Regions from separate parts of the Homo sapiens genome. Here region 1 is linked to region 2. Evidence: chromatin contacts called from ENCODE Hi-C or POLR2A ChIA-PET data. All regions are on one chromosome and are shown on one strand. Each heading gives the region's core, a stretch centred on a gene start or an enhancer-like site at or near the end of the contact. The rest is flanking DNA. Distances are from core to core; before and after follow the strand shown. Region 1 holds the start of IL12RB2 (interleukin 12 receptor subunit beta 2). Region 2 overlaps IL23R (interleukin 23 receptor).

Region 1 (6,348 bases), core at 2,596-5,095, 93 kb after region 2:
GTTAAAACCGTCTTACCAAGTTTAACGAGTGCCAGCATTCATTTGATGCCCTAAATGACTATGTTAGCAACCACCTCCTAGTATTTATCCTGACAAGTGACACTTTAGGAAAAGCACATCTCAGTTATTCATAGAATAGTGTGATTACGTATTTTCAGGGTGTTTGGTATCAGCAATGAACCAAATTAGACATTTAAAGTAATGGAACTATACCAGAAATGGAAACTGAACTAGTATTTCCTAGAAAAGACTTTGTCACTGTCACTGTGGTTATCCACTTAATTGAGCTTTTGATTTACAAGTACATTCATTTACCTAACAGCTACACAGAAGACCATATCATACCCATAGACTTAAAAATGATTACATTAACAATCACAGTTGACATTTTGGGTTGTATATTAGGCTCTTGCTTCATCAGGCATCGTCTACCATCTAGGGTTTATTCTTTAGAAAGCACAGAAGCAAGTTTGTCTTTGTTGTTATTTTTGTTTTCATTGTTATTTTTGTTTTTGTTTTTTTCTCTAACTAGACAGGCAACCACTGACAAAAGCCATGCCTGTATTAGTGAAACTCCCAGATATTAATAGGAGGAGAAGGCAGAAAAAAGAAGTGGGGAAATAGAAAGGCCTCTACAGATGGTGATTTCATACAGAAAGGTTACCGACTTGCTAAGAAAAATTATATTTAATTTTCCAACTAATTTTTAACTGTCGAAAAGTGTGAAGATTGAACAACACCTACAATCCCGTTGAACTGGCCAAAAAGAATGGGATCTCTCCAGAACAAGTCAGTTCAACTCAGTAAATACTTATTGACTACCTGCCCTGTACCACTCAGTGTGCCAGATGCTGAAGATGAGGGATCCTTGCGTGCATAGAGTTTATAATCCAGGGAGCATGCAGGATAAGAGAACCACTGTTATCAATGGCAATCAGTGCAAGTCTTCACTTGATAATGTAAGTCTAAGTTAAACAATATACTGATGGACCTAGAGCATGATAATTTCTCAAATAATACTTATGTAAGAGTTGTCATCTTCTGACTTTTTTTTTCTTGCATCTAGGGAAAAGAAGAGAATAAAGAAGATTATCATTGCTACCTGCATCTTACTGTATTCTCATAATTTGTTGTGCTTGCTTAACAACCAGATTCAAGTTCTTTCCTCAACAGCTCTCATCTGTTCCCTCAAAGAATATGCCTTAGATGCATTTGAGACACCATTTTGTGTCTGACTTCTGCAATTTTGTAAGATGCTGCCATTAGAAGTTAATAGAGCAGTGGTCTTTCAACATTTTAGATGGTATACTCCTTCAGAAAAAAAAAAAAAGCATTTTTGAGAAACATCCCCAACATATGTTTGGTTGTTTTTTTATTTCCTTGAAAAACATATGTATGCCGGGCGCGGTGGCTCACGCCTGTAATCCCAGCACTTTGGGAGGCTGAGGTGGGCAGATCACGAGGTCAGGAGTTTGAGACCAGCCTGGCCAATATGGTGAAACCCCATCTCTACTATAAATACAAAAATTAGCCGGGCATGGTGGCGCGTGCCTGTAGTCCCAGCTACTCAGGAGGCTGAGGCAGGAGAATCACTTGAACCCGGGAGGTGGAGGTTGCAGTGAGCTGAAATTGTGCCACTGTACTCTAGCCGGGGCAACAGAGTGAGACGCTGTTTCAAAAAAAAAAAAACAGAAAAACATATGTATATTTATATGTGTGTATATACACACACACACATATGCACACACAAATATATAAATTAAATTTTTAAATGAGATAGAGTAAAATGCATTTTTGAAATTATTGATTTATTAACAAAACTAAAAGCCTTCCTTCTCACTAAAAAGTGTTGAAAAATCCATGAATTATGCAAGATTGTTATAACATTTGGCTATCATAATCTTATTCTTGATATCAATCAGTTTTTAAAGTAATGAGAAGCTGCTGCATTTTTATATTTTTTAACAAATGGATTTAAAATCCACTGAACTGCTCAATTAAAAGATTGAAACAAAATAGCAAATTGTTTCCGAGTTTTTAAAAGCATTTTCTGTGATGACAATCATAAAATCTTCAGTAAGAAAAACACACAATAATGGGAACACTTCGAAATATTTGTTTTCAAATCGTCTCTTCATAACAACGTATCACTTGGTGTGAAAATTACCTTGAAGAAACAACAAATAAACCTCTGGGGTTTTTTGTTCTTCAAAAAGATCTATTAGATAACATGTACTGAGAGCCATATATCAATACAGAAAAGATCAGCAAATTTAGGATATTTGGGGTTTTTTTGTAAAAATAAAGAAAATAACTCACTTTAAGACAACTTTTAAAATCTTTGTTACAAATGATTTCTACAATTATGTATCATCTCATTACAAAGTAATATTAAGATTCTAGATTCTACGATTTAAAAGATTTTAGTAAAATTATTCATGTAGATAAATTACTAAAGCATGTAAACTACAGTATGTCACAATCCCATAAAGACAATCTACTGTACATTGTTGATTCCAAGATGTACATTTTTCATATTTAACATCTCAAACATTGAGAGCGGTTTTAAGGTAATGCCCAGAAGCGTGGTATGCAGTTGTCCACTTCTGCGGGCTCAGCAAACCTGTACTGGGCTCAGTGGACTAGAAGAAAACTCCAGAGACAACGGGGTGGGGGAGGGGGGGGGACTTAAAAAAAAATTCGATAGATAATATACATATGTTTAAAATCTAAATTTTATTTAGAGATATCTAAATAAAATCTCTAAACTAAATAAAATTTTAGTTTAAAAGATTCTAAATGTTGAGAAAGCATTGTTATTGTTTACCTGGCAGTTCTTTTTATTTCTTACTAGCGCATAAATAATGGTATATCTTATAATTAAGGAAGTCTTAGATTTAAAGAAATCTAAGCTGACGGGTGCAGAGGCTCAGGCCTGTATTCCCTGCACTTTGGGAAGCCAAGGCGGGAGGATTGCTTGAGGCCAGAAGTTTGAGACCAGCCTGGGTAACAGAGTGAGAGTCTGTCTTTACAGGTTTAAATACAGTTTTTTTCTAAGTAATATTGTCATAAATATTATGTCATGAATATTATGCAGAGCTGCCGACCCCTCTGTACTCTGGGCAGTTTTCCCTCTTGCCTGAGAACACCACTTATAACACGGGACCTATACGGGAGTGGTGACACGCCATCTGTTCAAGTTTAACTTTTTTCTCATTTTTTAGACAGCAAATACAAATGGAAGTTCCAGTATGTTCTGCCCGCACTCCAGTGGGCGGTCTTGTGCACAGCCCACTTGGGAGGCCTCGGCGCTCAGGTGTGGTAAGAGCTGGGCGGTGCAGAGCACAGAGAAAGGACATCTGCGAGGAAAGTTCCCTGATGGCTGTCAACAAAGTGCCACGTCTCTATGGCTGTGAACGCTGAGCACACGATTTTATCGCGCCTATCATATCTTGGTGCATAAACGCACCTCACCTCGGTCAACCCTTGCTCCGTCTTATGAGACAGGCTTTATTATCCGCATTTTATATGAGGGGAAACTGACGGTGGAGAGAGAATTATCTTGCTCAAGGCGACACAGCAGAGCCCACAGGTGGCAGAATCCCACCCGAGCCCGCTTCGACCCGCGGGGTGGAAACCACGGGCGCCCGCCCGGCTGCGCTTCCAGAGCTGAACTGAGAAGCGAGTCCTCTCCGCCCTGCGGCCACCGCCCAGCCCCGACCCCCGCCCCGGCCCGATCCTCACTCGCCGCCAGCTCCCCGCGCCCACCCCGGAGTTGGTGGCGCAGAGGCGGGAGGCGGAGGCGGGAGGGCGGGCGCTGGCACCGGGAACGCCCGAGCGCCGGCAGAGAGCGCGGAGAGCGCGACACGTGCGGCCCAGAGCACCGGGGCCACCCGGTCCCCGCAGGCCCGGGACCGCGCCCGCTGGCAGGCGACACGTGGTGAGTGACCAGTGACTCGGGGTCGGGGACAGAGAGAGCCCCAGGATCCCGGACCAGCGGGGTGTCTGCGTGCCCGGGATTCCGTGTCTCGCGTCTCCCGAGGGGGCTTCGGCGACGGCTTCTCTCTTTATATATATATATGTATATATATATTTTTAAAGTCTTCCAATACGATCCGAAATGGCTTCTCTTCATCACAGTCCTAACGCCCTGGGCACAGATGTTCACTTGGAGGTACTGGGTGGTGGTTTGGCTGGATGGAGGGGAGGGAGCGCGCGGACTGAGCCTCCAAGGTACTCTCTGGGCCGGGGCACAGAGTGGTGGGCTCAAACGGAAGGGAGGGGACGGCGACTGGAAAAGGGCAGAGGGCACCCCTGAGGGTCCAGCCTTGGTTCAGGCCCACAGACGTGGCTCCCGTTGCTTGAAAATGTATCAAATGTGAGTAAGATATTGGGGGGGGCCTTCCGTAGTCCCGGATGAGGGTGAACTAACCTTGTCTCAGCAGTCTTTCCTGTGGCCTCTGGACTGACCCCGAGTCCCTGCCTGGCCAGTTACTAGCAAGATGCTCTGGTGCAAGCAAATTGGCCAGCCTCAGTTTTCTCTTCTGTGAAATGCCCCTTCCTTTGTGAACTATGAGGCCCTCCTCATCTCCCTAGGACACACTAAATATCAGTGTCAGCATTGTACGGGATTATGTATCTGTACCATTAGATCCAGGTCTTACAAATAGTAACCTAAAAGCATACAAATAGACCTTGTCTAAGAACAGGGTCCCGGCACGGTGGCTCACGCCTGTAATCCCAGCATTTTGGGAGGCCAAGGTGGGCAGATCACTTGAGGTCAGGAGTTCAAGACCAGCCTGGCCAACATGGTGAAACCCTGTCTCTATTAAAAATACGAAAATTAGCTGGGCATGATGACGCACACCTGTAATCCCAGCTACTCGGGAGACTGAGGCAGGAGAATTGCTTGAACCCGGGAGACAGAGGTTACAGTGAGCCAAGATGGGGCCACTGCACTCCAACCTGGGCAACAGAGCGAGACTCTGTCTTAAAAATAAATACATACATACATATACATATATATATATATACACACACACACATACACATATATATATAAAGAATAAAGCTAAATTAGTCCTTTTTTCCCCATTTTTAAAACTCTAGATAATTGTTATAATCTGCTATGTGTGTGCTCTGTGTAGATGAACATCTTTGTTGAGCACCTACTATGTATTTGGTTTTTGGATATATATTATCTAATTCCTTAAAAACATGGTGAAATTGTTATTAGTATTCCCATTTTACAGATGTGGAAACTTACATGTTTCACACAGTTAGAGAGTTACAGGTTTCTGGCTCAAAACTGTGTTCCTTCTGTTTCCACCTCTCTGGCTCAGAACCTTATAACCACCTCCACTTGAACAAACAAACGTTGGATTCTCATTTTCCATTAATAGGAATGGTACAGTGCCCTATTTCTCTGTCCAACACATAACTAAAAGGACCTTAGTGGCTAAGAGCTAACACTTTCCTTCCCTATTTTAATGTGAAATCCTCAATACATTACACTATCTGTTAGGCACAACAGCCTCCAGAAAAGTTTGCAATATGCTCTTTTCCATATGTCATGCCTCTTGAATGTCATGTTCATTACATAGGCTGATAAATTCCCAAACTTTGACAAACGGAATCTTTTCTGTATTAGAATGAGTTTTAGTGTGAAAAAAAATTCGAAAGCACACATGTAATTTTTAAGGTAGAAGAATCCGCCAAGTACAGTAGGTATTGGGCATCATTTCTCAGTTGTGGACTTATTTTTGTATTGCTGCACCTGCTTTGTTCTCTACCAAATTATTTGTCATCTTTGTAATTACGCTCACAGCACTGCTGTCAACTCCTACAAATAAATTTGTGCAGAATGGCGGGACACGGTGTCTCATACCTGTAATCCCAGCACTTTGGGAGGCCGAGGTGGGGGGATCACCTGAGGTCAGGAGTTTGAGACTAGCCTGACCAACATGGCGAAACCCTGTCTCTACTGAAAACACAAAAATTAGCGGGGCATGGTGGCACACACCATGTGGCATGGTAATCCCAGCTACTCGGGAGGTTGAGACAGGAGAATCGATTGAACCCGGGAGGCAGAGGTTGCAGTGAGCAGAGATCACGCCACTGCACTCCAGCCTGGGCGACAAGAATGAAACTTCATCTCAAAAAAAAAAAAAAAAAAAAAAAAAGCCAAATCCCAAAGGAAGTCTTATACAATTTCCTTTGCCCTTGGAAGTTTCTAGTGTTCTTCGCTAGTGTAACAGTGGTTTGTTTTTGTTTTTGTTTTCCAAATAAGTATTGAACATGTACATTATGGTCAGTGCATTTGCTGGACTTAGACTTAGTGAATATAAA
Region 2 (6,526 bases), core at 2,458-4,957:
TTTAACACTAAAATACATTAAACATAACTTAATTTTTCTTTGGTGCTAAGCATGATTCCAAATCCTTTTGCTGTTTAAGACTGATTCTGAGTATCGGTTTTGCTATAGAGTAATATATCTTAAAAGTATCAAGAAGATGGGGGCAAAACTATACTAATTTTATTATATACCCTAAAAATTACTCATTAAAAGTAAATTCCTTACGTCAACTTGTTTACCTTTGTTCACTCAAATCATAAATGTGAACTTTATGGTTGTTTGCATACACTTAAATGGGATCCACGTTCTGCATCATTTGATTGATAATCAAGTGAAGATCCTGCTGAATTCCTTTTGCATATGCAGAATTTAGATTAAATTTCAAAACAACACAAATACAATTCTCAAGTCCTAGATTCTGAATTAATGGGGTTTTATCCTAATAAGACACCTGGGGTCCTTGTATAGTATCACAGTCATAGAATGATATTAAAGAATACTGAGTTTCTTAGGCTGGGTGCAGTGGCTCATGCCTGTAATCCCAGCACTTTGGGAGGCCAAGGCAGGCGGATCACCTGAGCTCAGGGATTGAAGACCAGACTGGCCATCATGGCAAAACCCCGTCTCTACTGAAAATACAAAAAATTTAGCCAAGCCTGGTGGTGTGTGCCTGTAATCCCAGCTACTCAGAAGGCTGAGGCAAGAGAATCGCTTGAATCTGGGAGGTGGAGGTTGCAATGAGCCAAGATGGAGCCACTGCACTCCAGCCTGGGTGACAGAGTGACTCTGTCTCCAGAGGAAAAAAAAAAAAAGGATACCAAATCCTCTTACTTCATGCAAATAGGAGTATGTAATAGACTAGAAAAAGTGTTTAGAAAATAGAAAGGAATTATATTATCAGTGTCTCTGAATAAGTTTTCAGAAGCCAACTGTTTTCTGGTTGAAACTCTTATTCTCTGCTCCCCCTGGTGGTGCTACATAGGCCATCTTGGTAACAGGTACATTTGAGCTCACTTTTCAAAACCTTCTCTTTATCAGAAGTGGCAAATAGAGTAGAAAGAATATTTGTTATCTCATATGCTCTTCATAACAATCCTTTGTGATAGGTAGTATTAGCTCCATTATATAAATAGGGAAATAGAGTTTGAAAGAAGTCAAGCCAGATTTTTTTGAACTTATACCGTCAGTAACTAAGTGCCTCTCACAGACTCTACATCACTTTAAAGACCAAATAAATATTTAGAAAATGAAAAGACAGGTTTCAATCCAAAGCCACTTCTGTCTCCTCCACCATTATTTTTTTCAGAAAGTTTTTTTAAACTCATGACTCCCTCAGTCAATCTACCACGTTTCCTTTAAACACAACCACTAACACAGAAAAAGTGAATTACCATTTCTATCCAGATCACTCAAGCCAAGTCACTGTAGCCAGAATGAAGCTTTGTTTACATTTGCTACTGTCAATTTCATCTGGGTCATGCATGAAGTGTTGTCTCTGCATGTCTGTAGGAAGACAGGAAAGTCAGAGTCAAGAGGAGTGGGAGGATACCAAAGATTACAGGTCTCTTCTACCACTTTAGCTCCGTGGTGGCATTGCCTCCATTAGATATTGCTGGAGGTGGGGGGTTTACTTCAAAGCGACAGGAAAGCCTTGTGGCCAAGAGCACAGGCTCTAGAGTTCAAAGCCTGGCTCTGCTACTTTCTAGTCATGCAATCTTTTTTTTTTTTTTCCTTTTGAGACAGGGTCTTGCTCTACTGCCCAGGCTGGAGCGCAGTGGCGCAATCTCAGCTCACTGCAGCCTTGACCTCCTGGACTCAAGCAATCCTCCTGCCTCAGTCTCCCAAGTAGCTGACCACAGGAGAGTGCCACCATGCCCAGCTAAATTTTAAAAATTTTTCTGTAGAGACAGGGTTGTGTCATGTTGCCCAGGCTAGTGTCAAGGTCTCTAACTGCTGAGCTCAAGCAACCATCCCGCCTCAGCCTCCCAAAGTGCTGGTATTACAGGCACGAGCCACTGCTCCTGGCTAAGTCATGCAATCTTTCTTTTTCTTTTTTTTTCTTTTTAGACAGAGTCTCACTGTGTTGCCCAGGCTGGAGTGCAGTGGCGTGATCTTGGCTCACTGCAACCTCTGCTTCCCGGGTTCAAGCGATTCTCCTGACTCAGCCTCCCTAGTAGCTGGGATTACAGGCATCGGGCACCACGTCTGGCTTCTTTTTGTATTTTTAGTAGAGATGGGGTTTCACCACGTTGGCCAGGCTGATCCCAAGTGATCTGCCCATCTCGGCCTCCCAAAATGCTGAGATTACAGGTGCGAGCCACTGCGCCCGGCCTAGTCATGCAATCTTGAGCATGTTTCTTATCTTCTCTGTGCCTCGTTATTCCCATACATAACATGGGGATAAGATAAGCCCTTATATCATGTGTTTGTTGTGGGAAAGGGGATCCAATGATGTAAGAAGTTAGCTACAAGCCTGGAATAGTGTAATTGTTCACTAAATGCTAGCTAGTAATGTTACTCTCTAGCCTCTAGGGGAGCCATGCAGCAGGGATAGTAGAGCAAAGGAATCCAACTGAAAGTCACAGTATTGAGGGTGCTTTTCAGCCCCTTTAGCTAAGGTACATACAGACTGTGAAGTATCTAAGGGAATTAGGCTGACGAGGCAAGGAGAATATGTGCCACGCAGCAGTCCATGTTTCAGGCAATGATGGATGGCATATATGATGGTGGTCCCATAAACTTATCATGCAGCTGAAAAATTTCTGTCACCTAGTGATTTATATTACAATTGCCTGCAGGATTCAGTACAGTAACATGCTTTATAGGTTTGTAGCCTAGAAGCAACAGGCTATACCATATAGCCTAGGTGTGTAGTAGGCTATACCACCCAGGTTTGTGTAATTACAATCTATGATGTTCGTACAATGATGAAATCGCTTAATGATGCATTTCTCAGAATGTATCCCTGTCGTTAAGTGACACATGACTCTAGTTATCTCTTGAAAGATGGTTCCAGGTCAAAGCTTCAGATTTTGTCTCTGGAGACACAGCTGCCTCTGGGAGAACATTTACAAACATCTTGCTCCCACCTCATTTACCTCTCTCCCTTCTGAATTCCCTAGAAGTCTAGCTTAGACCAGGTTGGAATATATACAGATTTTAGTAAAGGCTCAGAGATAGCAAGAAGAAAATAAATCTCAGCTGGGAGGGGTGATACAAGCCTATATTCAGCTACCTGAGAGACTGAGGCAGGAAGATCACTTGAGCCAGGGTTTTGAGGCTGTAATGCACTATGATCCCACCAGGGATAGCCACTGCACTGCAGCCGGGGCAATACAGTGAGACCCCCATCTCTATAAAAAGAAAGAAAATAAACATCTCAGAGAAAAACCACCTACTATGTAATCTTGATTACAAAATATAACTAGCTTTTCAAAGTTGGTTTGAGACCTGTCTTTTCATTTTCTAAATATTTATGTGGTCTTTAAAGTGATGTAGAGTCTGTGAGAGGCACTCAGTTACTGATGGTATAAGTTCAAAAAAATCTGGCTTGACCTCTTTCAAACTCTGTTTCCCTATTTATATAATGGAGCTAATACTACCTGTCACAAAGGATTGTTATGAAGACCATATGAGATAACAAATATTCTTTCAGTTCCATTTGCCACTTCTGACAAAGAGAAGGTTTTGAAAAGTGAGCTCAAATGTACCTGTTACCAAGATGGCCTATGTAGCACCACCAGGGGGAGCAGAGAATGAGAGTTTCAACCAGAAAACAGTTGGTTTCTGAAAACTTATTCAGAGACACTGGTAATATAATTCCTTTCTATTTTCTAAACATTTTTCTAGTCTATTACATACTCCTATTTACATGAAATAAGAGGGATTGGTATATCGGCTATCTACTGCTACGATTGAGGGAAGAGAGAGACCCTCTCATATTGTTTTATATTTTTTTATACTCAGTACCTGTTTTAAGAAAAAACAACAAGGAAGTAAAAGCAAAGACAGGCAACCCAGCACCAGGCCCGAAACCAGGACTGGGCCTGCCTGGCCAAAACCCAGTAGTTAAAAATCAACTCATAACTTAGAAAGCGATGTTATTCATAGATTCCAGACATTGTATAGAAGAACATTGTGAAACTCCCTGCCCTGTTTTGTTTCTCTCTGACCACTGGTGCATGCAGCCTCTGTCACGTACCGCCTGCTTGCTCAAATCAATCACGACCCTTTCATGTGAAATCTGTAGTGTTGTGAGCCCTTTAAAAGGACAGAAATTGTGCATTCGGGGAGCTCGGATTTTAAGGCGGTAGATTGCCGATGCTCCCAGCTGAATAAAGCCCTTCCTTCTATAACTCGGTGTCTGAGAGGTTTTGTCTGCGGCTCGTCCTGCTACACAATAATGTGTAACAAACTGCCACAAAAGCTGAAGGGACATATAACAATAAACATTTATTTCTCAATGTCAGTGGGGTCCAGCTGGTCTAAGGTGAGCTTTGCTGGAATTGGGCATGTGTTTGCAGCTCAGCTGGCTCACTCCTATGTCTTTGCATGAGCTCTCCTCTACATGTCTCCTGGTCCTCTTTCTGCCATCAACAGGCTAGCCTGGGCATGTCCTTATGGTGATGGCAGAGGGCAAGAGTACCTAAGGCCCAATCTTTCCAGTGTCTTTCAATCCTCTGCTTATATCAGGCTTACCAATGTCTGTTGGCTCAAAGCAAGCTACATGGACAAACCAGAGCCAGAATGGGAGAACGTTCAAAGCTACATGGTAAAGGGCCAGGATATGGGGCTGGGAAATTACCTGGGCATTATTGCAATCCACCTCAAAATGTCATCAAGGCTCTCCACCTGCTGCTGGAACCAGTTCGTGTGAGGAGAGGAAGATGGTAGCATCTTTCCAAACAATAAAGACCAAGAACCTTGGCAGTCTTCATCCTACTCTAGCATTTGACACTGTTGACCACCTTGTCCTGAAAATGTCTCTCCTCTTGGTTTTCCCATTTCAAGAATGTGTTAGTCTTCTATCAATATTTCTGGATGCCCTTTCCTTTGTAAATTATTTTTTCTGCCAATTCCCTAAACATTGACATTCCCTTCATACCTACCATCTCACTGTCTCCTCTCTTTCTTACTCCTTTCACCTATTCCCAAGGCCTCAGCTACACCTGTATGTAGGCTAGAAACTGGAGCCCTCCCAACTCTCATGAAAGTCAGACCTATATTTCTAACTATTTGTTTGTATCTTTATGGGCTGTCTCCTAGGCCCCTCAAATTCATGTCAAAAATTGAGCTCCCAGTTGCGAACGGCAATCCACACCTACTTCCGTATACTCTGTTTCAGGGCATTTGCCACATTGTATATACTTGCCTGTTTACACTTCTATTTCTCTACTCTTTAACTGTGAACTCATGGAAGGCAGAGATGTGCCATGATCATTTTTTGCATCTCCATTGATTTTTATAATGTCAAGTTCATGTGGATAATATTTTGAAACATTAGCTATTACTATTATTATTATTATTTGTCTAATGGTGTCCAACTTTAGTGACAGAGGCAGGGAAATCTCAGCTATGTGTTCAAGTAAGTGGATTATTGGTGACTCATTTCTCTAATTAAGCTACACCAGGGTCTCAGCAAACTTTTTATTCAAGGGCCAAATGGTAAACATTTTAGGCTTTGCAGAACATAAGATTTCTGTCTCAACTACTCAACTCTGTGTTTGTAGCGTGAAAGCAGTCACAGACAATTATGTAAATGAATGGGCATAGTCTGTTCCAATTAAAATTTCATTTTTGGACACTGAAATTTGAATTTCACATAATTTCCATACATCATGAAATAGTCTTTTTTTAAAAAAAATTTCTTTCAACCATTTAAAAGTGAGAAAACCATTCTTAACTTAGGCTGCACAAAACCAAGTATTTATTCTTTTCTTGAAAGGGCTGATAGAACAGCATACAGATAGCAAAGACAAATCCTTGGCTTCGGCATTTCCAAGTCTGAAGGTTGGTATAAGACAGAAAATGTGGAAAAATGTATGATTAGTCACAAATAAGTTTCCCCATCACCACCCCATTTCCCTCCTCTACCAAACACTAGATAAAAATTACTTGGGCAGAAAGGGGAGGAGGTTGTAGGGTAAAGGGAGAAACCAAGGGTTTAGACACTGGTGGGTTACCAAGGACCCTCTCATCCAGTGCCATGCCCCATACTGATAGTTGGGGAAGGTAGGAATTATAGAACTCTAACTAGGTTGGAGATTTTTTCTTCCCTCCACCCAAGGATGTTCCCAGGAACTTATATTTAACATAAGAAAAGAGAGATCTCAAACTGAAGAATATTACGTTTCAATGACCCCTAACCTTCAGAGTTGAGGCTCTAAGTAGAAATGGACTTACTTCAAAATTTCTTGCACTCTTGAAATTATACTATTTACAGAGGCACTCAATTAAGTCCAGCTCTTTCAATGTTCATTTTAGCCTCCAAAGATATCATCCTGAGGTATCATGTTGTACTTGCAGGGCCCTAAGCAGCCACCTGGTT

Evidence for each region. A loop is a pair of places that touch in the nucleus more often than their neighbours do. ChIA-PET counts read pairs that join two places held with the same protein, here RNA polymerase II (POLR2A). Pooled maps may share reads with other maps.
Region 1: a pooled map shows a loop between it and region 2 (5-fold over the local background). The contact joins the promoter of IL12RB2 here to the enhancer-like site in region 2. A Hi-C loop is called at or near these places in 2 of 168 maps with a recorded cell type or tissue (astrocyte of the cerebellum and endothelial cell of hepatic sinusoid), 1 of 37 single-sample maps with no recorded cell type and 6 of 50 pooled maps. POLR2A ChIA-PET finds 5 or more read pairs at or near these places in 5 of 52 experiments (WTC11, activated B cell, activated CD4-positive, alpha-beta T cell and 2 more).

What each region holds. Positions count from the first base shown.
Region 1 is chr1:67,304,028-67,310,375 of GRCh38, forward strand. It overlaps IL12RB2 (interleukin 12 receptor subunit beta 2), which reads left to right and starts at 3,846. Exons shown (of 17, transcript NM_001374259.2): 1 at 3,846-3,940. RefSeq lists enhancers at 3,069-3,168, 3,199-3,248 and a silencer at 3,709-3,898.
Region 2 is chr1:67,210,849-67,217,374 of GRCh38, forward strand. All of the region lies in intron 6 of IL23R (interleukin 23 receptor), which reads left to right. Among named protein-coding and RNA genes, the nearest start is that of IL23R, 48 kb to the left of the region's middle. RefSeq lists an enhancer at 4,517-4,656. Within about 2 kb of position 3,708, at least 2 of the 41 ENCODE cell types and tissues checked have a DNase peak (open chromatin) inside an H3K27ac peak, as active enhancers do.